Regions from separate parts of the Homo sapiens genome. Here region 2 is linked to region 1. A link is a loop called in an ENCODE intact Hi-C map of the cell type or tissue named here. Cell type or tissue: PC-9. All regions are shown on one strand. Region 1 overlaps TAF3 (TATA-box binding protein associated factor 3). Region 2 has its middle 170 kb from the start of LINC02676.

What was found. A loop is a pair of places that touch in the nucleus more often than their neighbours do. Peaks named below come from ENCODE experiments on the same cell type or tissue, not always from the same donor. Only the 100,000 strongest peaks of a DNase experiment are listed, where the experiment ranks them.
Region 2: it touches region 1 in a loop (4-fold over the local background); 7 of 110 quality-filtered maps call a loop at or near these places.

What each region holds. Positions count from the first base shown.
Region 1 is chr10:7,869,740-7,874,739 of GRCh38, forward strand. All of the region lies in intron 2 of TAF3 (TATA-box binding protein associated factor 3), which reads left to right. Among named protein-coding and RNA genes, the nearest start is that of TAF3, 54 kb to the left of the region's middle. In PC-9, a CTCF peak has its summit at 2,438 (motif pointing right); no DNase peak of the experiment used is centred here; H3K4me3 peaks cover 407 bases.
Region 2 is chr10:9,066,858-9,071,857 of GRCh38, forward strand. No RefSeq gene overlaps it. Among named protein-coding and RNA genes, the nearest start is that of LINC02676, 170 kb to the left of the region's middle. In PC-9, no CTCF peak of the experiment used is centred here; a DNase peak (open chromatin) is centred at 2,464.

The DNA.
Region 1 (5,000 bases):
GACTGCCTCCTTCCCTGTGCCTGCATCTGCAGTGCATATTATCCTTTTTGATCTTTGGCAGACTGGTGAAAAATAGTTCTGTCTTGCATGCCTTTGATTACCAATGAATATATTTATGTTTATAAACTATTTGTACTTTTTCCATTATAAATTGCTCTTTAAAAATTCTTTGCCTCTTTTATCACGCCTGACCCCTGGGTTTTGGTTGGCCCAGAGATTACTGAACTACTTTCGACCCCAAGTTTTGCATATTTAAATTTATTTTTAGGGATTTCAGGTGAGCATCTTTAAAAAAATTAGATAATTAGGAGAAATGAAAACGGCTTGTATTAGTATACAAATAGTAATGTAGGTATTGGCATAAAACAAAACTTGCTTTAAGGACTCGCTCTAAAGACATGTCTTTCCCATTACATTACTGAATAGAGGTTTAACTTTGAACTCATTCTTATGAGTAGGGAATCATAAAACTCTGATCCCAAGTCCATCATTCCTTCTTCTTTGAGCATGAAATTCTCATCAGTCATTGGTTGTACTTTGGAACTACTGTATATTAGAAACCAATTCTCACTTTTCCGGGAGTATATTGTTTAAAAAACAAATTCAGATCCATCAGGATATGTTCTCTCCATTTTTACTTATAGTTAATTCTCTGCTGCTTTCCTAATTACTTTTGTTTCTTTTCTTCCAGTGGTCGGTTAGAATATAATTTATTTACGTGAGTGTTGCCTGATGGAAGATACTTTCTGGTGGTTCATTATAAAATACATTTTTTAATGTAAACTTCATTTTTCTATTGATTTCCATTGTACAATTGGAAACTGTAACTGTTAGTGAAAAATGGCGGTCTGTTGTTGAAGAGTTAGGATGGTAACTTGTTAAACTTCTACAGACTCCTGACTTGAGTTTTTAGGCCTTAACGAGCGGCAGAACTCGACACGCTTCTGAGTTCGCCTTCCTTCACTTCTTCTCTAAGTCCTTTCCTTGAGTGTCTTAACACTCATGCCTGCCCCCACTTAACATTTTTCCCTGACAGTCTCCTGCTGGGGCCATTTTGTTCTTGATCCCTTCTTCTGCCCTGCCACCCCCACTCCATATTTAAGATGCTAAAAGAATGTATTCTAAGCCTTACCTTTCTTGAAGCTCAGAGTTTCTTGTAATATGAAAAAAAATTGTTTCCTATAAAGCTATTAAGTTCTTATATTGCTTTCAGAAGTATAATTTTCATGACTTAGATTGTATGTATCTGTGATAGAAATTATTTTTGTATAAGGAAAGACAACGGAAAATTTTTAGTCTAGACATAACAGTTTATTTTTGCTAGAAATTAAAAATAGTAATACACTGTAGTCAGTCGTTTAATATACTTGTTCTTAAACTTTATTAGTTCACTTAAAAGTTTCCTATCATACAATATAAAATTCAAAGATTTTAAAATACATGTAGCTGGAAGTCTTGTTATTTCTTGTAAATCAGACTTGCATATGTGGTAGAATTTCTACTTCAAACAAAGGAAATATTAGTAATGATGGCTATTTCATTATTGAGATCTGTGTGCTAAGCATATATTAATTGTTCCTAAAACCAGATATTCTTACAGAAATATTTATTGGATTAAAGAAATATTTACTGGTTAAAATAAATAAATTGATAGTAAATTTTCTCTGAATCTAAATTGATGACAAATAACTGCTGCTTTTTTTTTTTTTTTTTTTTTTTTTGAGACGGAGTTTTGCTCTTGTTGCCCAGGCTAGAGTGCAATGGTGTGATCTCTGCTCATTGCAATCTCCGCCTCCCAGGTTCAAGTGATTCTGCTGCCTCAGCCTCACAAGTAGCTGGGATTATAGGCATGTGCCACCATGCCTGGCTAATTTTTGTATTTTTAGTAGAGACAGGTTTTCTCCATATTGGTCAGGCTGGTCTTGAACTCCCAACCTCAGGTGATCTGCCCACCTCAGCCTCCCAAAGTGCTGGAATTACAGGCGGGAGCCACCGCGCCAGGCCAACGATTGCTATTTTGACATGACATTATATGCATGACAGCCTGAGAAGTAAAAATTCATACATTTAATGAATTAGATTTTAATTTCTTTTACTAAATATGTGAATTTTAGATTAAGAAATATTGATTAACTATCCAAATATTTCTAATATTTGTTCATCACTTAAAATAAACATGATTTGTCTTTTAGCCAGATGATATATAGTGGGAAACCACGTTTCTGAAATTCACAGTTATTTCAAAACTATAAATTTAATCGGGACGCTTTTCACATGTCAAGTTAAATATTGATTTAGGTTTAAAGTGACACAAGTTGAATTTCATTATTTATATTAAAGAAAGTCAGCGAAATTTCCATAATTAAAGTTTGTTCTTCCTGGCATTCTTTTCTAATTTTTCTTTTTTTAACCTGCAAAGTTTCCAGTTTACCAGTAGAGGGCACTGTTGTAACATGGTAGAAGTGTTGGGTTGATTTTTTTTTTTTTTTTTTTTCTTTCTTTCCCAGTAGCTACCCGCTCCTCCGCCTTTGCAGTTTGGAAAGTGTTTTTTAAAAGCAATGTTCTCTGTGTAATTAAAATCAGTTCCCTGTATAATTAGCAATGGAGCCTTATTCTTTGTGGCAGAGTTTGTGGATGGCGTTATTATTTAAGTCTGTGTTCGTGTATAGCCAATGCCAGAACTGTTGCCTATTAAAATATAGGAAGTTATATTGCCGTTTATCAGCACTAAGCAATATTGTAGATGGAAATATATAAAATTACAGTATGTTTCATTTAGGTGCTCTGAGCAAATTACTCAATGGGGAACGTTTAAAACTCCTGGTTCTATCTTGAGAAATAGCAGAGTTAATGTGCCATAGTTATAATATCTTGCTTTCAGGTGCCCTGAATAATAATACAGGACAACTAATTCTTGCAGGGTTTTCAAAACTATATCTGCATTAGTGTACTGCTTAAGAAAGCCACTGATCTACTTAGCAAATTCTTTATATAATTTCTTTTTCACGCTGCCTTAAAATCATACAATTTTGATACAGATATCAAACTACTAAAATAGTATTAAAGCACAATTAAAGTTATTTCTTTCTTTCTTAAAAGACATATATGTTATATAAAATAACATTAAATGTGCATTCATTGCCTGGCTGCCTTGGGAAATATTTGGGGGCAGGGAGTTTAGAGAGAATCCAAGCCTGAATTTTGAGTTGTCAGAGGTGTAATTCATGAAGTTATAATTTATCCATAAATCCCAAAGTCTCTATAAGTAGTTTAAAAACAAACAGAAATCTTATTTCAAGACTAAATTATAGATTATTTGCTATACAATTTTTTGGAACTGAAAAAATTAAAAGTAATAATTTAATATGTTTATAATTAATTTCATTCTGTGCTTTAATATTTGTAAAATATTTGAGAATCTGGAATCTTAGGGTTTTTAAATCTTTAATCGATAGCCATATCAAATTAGGGAATTAGTATTTTCTTCAAGATTTTTTTTTTCTAACTTTATGAAATACTCTAGCTAAAAAGTTGGCTCTGTTGAAATTGTGTTTCTCTCTAACAGACCTATTTTAAAAGGTGGAAAACGGCTTTCATTGACTTACTTTGTATCCACAGACTTAGGAAAGCAGGTAATTTAATGTTTACTTAGTGATTTACTTTGACAATAAAAATGTAGGGTAAAATTTGAGAGATGAACGAGATGGTTGAGGAACCTGTCATGTAATTTTAGAAAAACATTTAGGAATATCTTTTATGCATTAGTCACTGCAGGTGCAAATTTAGAATAGTTTAGTAGAACTGGAACAAAATGTCATTTTCTAAATCTAAGTTTCTTTGGTGTTATGGATGTCCCCAAGGGAAGACATCCGAGTTCTCCCCCCCCCCCCGTCAAAAGGGGGTGTCGAATTTGAGGGGAGTCCCCCACTCCCTTGTCCTTAGGGTACGTCATAAAGCAGATGGGACCAGGTATTTTGAAGAATCAGCCAAATAACAGAAGGACATGACAGAGGCTGTCCTAGTTCCTTGATTAAAATGTGTAAGGTTGATTAGAGAAAAGAACTTAATGCTGTTTATAGATAGAAAACTGTTGCTTTCTCATTTCTTATTACCAAAGTGAGACTGAAACAAATGTTGATTCTGTTGGCACATTTGTATTGAGCACTTAGGTTCCCTGTATCATCTTGGTCATGATTACCGCTGTGTTTCCCCTCGAGAGGCCATTGCAGGTTTTAGTCTGGGCTATTTGTATTCAGCAAGGTCAAGATAAGTTTTATCGTTACAGATAAGTCAAGTGCATTAGGATCAATAGGTAATAGTAAGTGCATTGAAGATATTATTGCCAAGCTCTTAATGATTTTTTAAAGCTGTGAGCTTGTCATATAAAATATACCTCTTATTGTTTTATCTATCTGAATGGAGCTCAGGAGTCCAATTAATTTTGCGGACATTTCAAGAAAGAGTAAAGAAACTTAAGGGCAGATTAAAGCAATGTTTTTGGAAATCCTTAATTGCTCTGCATTTAAACTTGTACTGATGAAGTTTTAGAGGCTAATTATTTTTAAAGAAATGCAAAAGGACAGCTAGTAGACAGCATTTATAAATTACAAATATTACTTGAGTTTACTTGTTAAGACAATCATTTTTTGAAGTTATATATATCTTACCCCTGGGCTTTCCTGCATAAATCAGATTTCTGCTTCTTCAGGTGGGGAATAGTGTGGAAAAAAAGACCTTTTATACTTACCAAGGGATGATGGTGAGTATTTCATTATTTTAGAATTTCTGTTCTGGCCTAAATATATAAATAAGCTCTATAAGCTCTATATATTTAAAGCCAAAAATATCCTAAACATTTTCATGATTTTTTTTCTTTTTTACTGAAAGGAATAGTTTTTATGGATTATATTAATTAATATATTAAAAATATGGACTCTAACAGATATGTTTTGTCTTAGTTTTTTTTTTCAGTTAATTTTCTGTGGCCCAAAACATGACCA
Region 2 (5,000 bases), 1.2 Mb after region 1:
CAAGAAAGTCTTCATAGTTGGAATGCAGTGAAGGAAGAAGAGCAACCCGAAGATGGGTTTAGACATACAAGGCAGAACAGCTCCCGCAGGGCCTGATAGGCCACAGCAAGGACTCTGGCTTTTACTCCAAGGCGCACAGGGAGCCACGGCAGGGTTTTGGGCAGAAGAGGCACTTGATCAAGACTTAAGGTTTTGGGCAGGAATTTAAAATTATTTTCTATAAAGGGCCAGATGTTAAGAGTTAGGCTTTGTGGTCCACGGGTTCTCTGTTGAAACGCCTCCGGTCTGCCACAGTTACATTAAAGCAACTATAGATGATGCATAAATGAATGAGTGTGGCTGTGTTCTAATAAAACTTTATTTACAAAAGCGGCTGCGGGCCAGATTTGCCCCATGGGCTGTTGTTTACTAACCCCTTGTTGAAGGACTCACGCTGGCTGCTGTGTTGAGAATGGACTCTGGGTAAGCGGCAGTGGAAGCAAGGAGGCCAGTCAGGATAAGAGATGATGCTATGTGCATGTTTTCCCACCTAGTGCATTTCTGAGGGAGTCTCCTCAATTACAGAGAGGTTTTAATGGTAGGGGTAAAAGAGAGGAGAGGAGGGAAGGGAAGGGAATAAGAGAAGACGCTGCTTAAGGAAAAAGAAGGAACAAGAATGTGATGAGGATGCTTTCCTTCCTTCCTTCTTTCCTTCCTTCCTTCCTTCCTTCCTTCCTTCCTTCCTTCCTTCCTTCCTCTCTTTCTCTTTCTCTCTCTCTCTGTCTCTTTCTTTCTTTCTTTCTGACGGAGTTTCACTCTTTCGCCCAGGCTGGAGTGCACTGGCGCTATCGCGGCTCACTGCAACCTCTGCCTTCTGGTTTCAAGCGATTCTCCTGCCTCACCCTCTCGAGTAGCTGGGATGACAGGCACCTGCCACCACGGCCGGCTAATTTTGTATTTTTGCTAGAGACAGGGTTTCTCCATGTTGGTCGGGCTGGTCTCGAACTCCCGACCTCGGGTGATCCACCCACCTCGGCCTCCCAAAGTGCTGGGATTACAGGTGTAAGCCACTGCGCCTGGCCCATCATTTCTTTTTATATGGCAAATAAATGAAAATAAAATACTGAAACCCCTCCCTCCTTGAAATATTATAATAGTAATTTGATTAAATTAAAAGTTGTTCACATCATGGTAGGTAGGGGATTTGGATATGGTGACTTTTAAAAGTACATTTTATATGAGGAGAAAATAGAAATATATACAAAAAAGAGATCACTTCCAGACCATAAACAGCTCCATACTCAAGTATCTGGACTTGATTCCAAGGTGGTGCAGAAGTCTGCAAAGTGGTCATTCAGCTATGAGGTACAACACTCTTACTTCCCTTTTCTTTCCAAGAAAGGAAGTTTTTAGAGAACAAAAACTTTTCTCTGTCACAAAATAAATTATCTGCTTGTCAAATGACACTTCCAGTGTACCACAGCCATCAACAACACTTTTAATTTGGTGATGTTTTAGTGTAAATTCACAGTAGCAAATATACAATATTTTGAAGTATGCTACTGTAATGATAAAATAATTACAACATGGGACAATGATTATTTAAGATAGTTTAAAATTAAGATAATGAAAATATTAAATCGTACAAACAACATTAATTGAAACTTTATTTATTCTCAATTAATGATTGATTTTCTTCCGATTACAAAAATGATATATGCTCACTGTTAAAAAAAACTGTGAAAATAAATATAAGCATAAAAGGAAATACATTCCCCTGAGTCTGTATCATGGGATGTTAATCAATTTTAACATTGGCCACTTTTATGCATATTATGTGTACACATAGATTTACAGTCTTACGTTGAATTATATCACAAATAGGATGTTTATATGTGTTTTCTTCTCACTGTTACATTTTTGCAATCATTTTTCTTATATTTCAATATTGTATCTCATCCCAATGAATTGTATTTGGCAATGATGTTCAAGTCCAAATTTAGCACATAAAAAACAACTCACAAGTTGCATTACTGTGTTTTCTCACAATTAAAAAAAGGAATGAGGCCTGGCGCGGTGGCTCATGCCTGTAATCCCAGCACTTTGGGTGTCCGAGGCGGGCGGATCACCTGAGCTCAGGAGTTTGAGACCACCTGGGCAACATGGTGAAACCCCATCTCTACTAAAATACAAAATATTAGCCTGGCATGGTGGTGCATATTTGTAATCTCAGCTACGTGGGAGGCTGAGGCACGAGAATTGCTTGAGCCCTGGAGGCAGAGGTTGCAGTGAGCCAACATCGTGCCACTGCACTCCAGCTTGGGCTACAGAGTGAGACTGCATCTCAAAAAAAAAAAAAAAAAAAGAGTTCAAAAGGAGCAGAGGAAAGCAAATCTTAATGAGATGAGTAATGAAATAGCAAGCTTGCTGTTCATCAGAGATTGACGATCTCGCAGGCAGGTCCACTTAGCCTATGAAGATCAGGAGTTCTCTCTACCTTTGAATTTGCTCTGCTGAGCATCCACTTCTATAGTAGTCAGCTTCTTATTAATCCTGACTCATTCCTTCTATTCATACTGCAAACAACTGACTTCCTGGTAATTTTACTGTACTAATTTGAAATGAGCGGTAAACTAGATGTGAACTAGCTTAAAACTTATCTTTGGAGAATCTATTTGGAAAGCTGGTTAATCATGTCAACAGTAAAAGTTCAAATTGGAAGGCAAAGATTTAGGCACTTCCAAAAAAAAAACCCAATAAGCTTTCAAGAATTAAAAAATACTTAAGCAACAATAGCTATCTGATGAAGCTGCTAATTACACACTATCCTTATTTACAGATGTCATCAGGTTTAGTGGACCACGTAGCAATGCTTCGCTATTAGTTTTGTGCTACTTTGTGCATTAAGAGGTAACATTTTATTTTTGGTGACTTTCTAGTTTTTATATGTATTATTATTAAATATTTTTTAAGCGCTTGGACATAACCTACTATTTCTCAATGGTGGGAAACAAAGATTATAAAAGCGACTATAGGGTGTTTCAGTTTCAGACAATTTATTATTTATCAATGATAATACTTTAATTACTACCAAGAATAATTTAAGTGACTAAATTTTCAGATGTGATTTTGTTTCATCAGTGTGACTTATTCGTGTAGAATTAAGGCAGTTCTAAGAAAATGTTTTGAGAAACTAATGAGAAACTTAAATTTTACCCAATGTTGAACTTTTGCATGTGAGGTTTTTTTGTTTTGTTTTGTTTTGTTTTTTGTTTTTTTGTTTTTAGTACTGGGATACACATGCAGGTTTGTTATATAAGTACACATGTGCTATGGTGGTTTGCTGCACCTATAAACCCATCATCTAGGTTTTCAGCCATGCATGCATTAGGTATTTGTCCTAATTCTCTCCCTCCCCTTCCCCCCCAACTCCCTGACAGGCCCCAGTGTGTGTTGTTCCCCTCCCTATGTCCATGCGTTCTCATTGTTCAACTCTCACTTATAAGTGAGGACGTGTGGTGTTTGATTTTCTATTCCTGTGTTAGTTTGCTGAGGATGATGGCTTCCTGCTTAATCTATGTCTCTGCAAAGGACATGATCTCATTATTTTTTATGGCTGCATAGTATTCCATGCTGCATATGTACCACATTTTCTGTATCCAGTCTATCAGTGATGGGCATTTGGGTGGGTTCCATGTCTTTGCTATTGTAAATAGTGCTGCAATGAACACACATGTGAATGTATGTGTCTTTAGAGTAGAATGATTTATATTCCTTTGGGTATATACCCAGTAATGGGATTGCTGGGTCAAATGTTATTTCTGGTTCTAGATCCTTGAGGAATTGCCACACTGTCTTCCACAATAGTTGAACTAATTTACATTCTCACCAACAGTGTAAAGCGTTCCTATTTCTCCACAGCCTCGCCAGCATCTATTGTTTCCTTACTTTTTAAAAATTGCCATTCTGACTAGCATGAGATGGTATCTCATTGTGGTTTTGATTTGCATTTCTCTAATGATCAGTGATGTTGAGCTTTTTTTATATGTTTGTTAGCCGCATAAATGTCTTCTTTTGAGAAGTGTCTGTTCATATCCTTTGCTCACTTTTTGATGGGGTTGTTTGTTTTTTTCTTGTAAATTTGTTTAAGTTTCTTGTAGATTCTGGATATTAGACCTTTGTCAGACAAGCAGATTGCAAAAATTTTATCCCATTCTGTAGGTTGCCTGTTCACTCTGATGATAGTTTTGGCTCTATTCCTGGGATGCAAGGCTGGTTCAACATATGCAGATCAATAAACGTAAATCCATCACATAAACAGAACCAATGACAAAAATTGTATGATTATCTCAATAGGCGCAGAAAAGGCCTTTGATAAAATTCAACATCACTTCATGTTAAAAACTCTCAATAAACTAGGTATTGCTGGAACGTATCTCAAAATAATAAGAAATATTTATGACAAACCCATAGCCAATATCATAGTGAATGGGCTAAAGTTGGAAGCATTCGCTTTGAAAACCAGCACAAGACAAATATGCCCTCTCTCACCACTCCTATTCAACATAGGGAAATCGGGCAAGAGAAAGAAATAAAGGGTATTCAAATAGGAAGAGAGGAAGTCAAATTGTCTCTGCAGATGACATGATTCTATATTTTGAAAATCCCATCATTTCAACCCACAAACTCCTTAAGCTGATAAGCAACTTTGCAAAGTCTCAGGATACAAAACTAATGTGCAAAAAGCACATGAGCTTTTCTACAACATAACAAATCAGGTGGAATTATAGTTTTGGTGGATTTCTAAAGTTTTGTTTAACTTTTATTTTAAGTTCAGGGGTACATGTGCAGGGTAGTTGCATAGGTAAACTTGTGTCATGGAGGTTGTTGTACAGATTATTTCTATATTATATTTTATATCTCCAAGCTGCATTGTCCCCACTTCCATCCTGTGTGGTCAATAAACTAACTGAAAGCATCATGATTTTTAACTGAGCTATAGATTTCCATTAAGGAAAGAG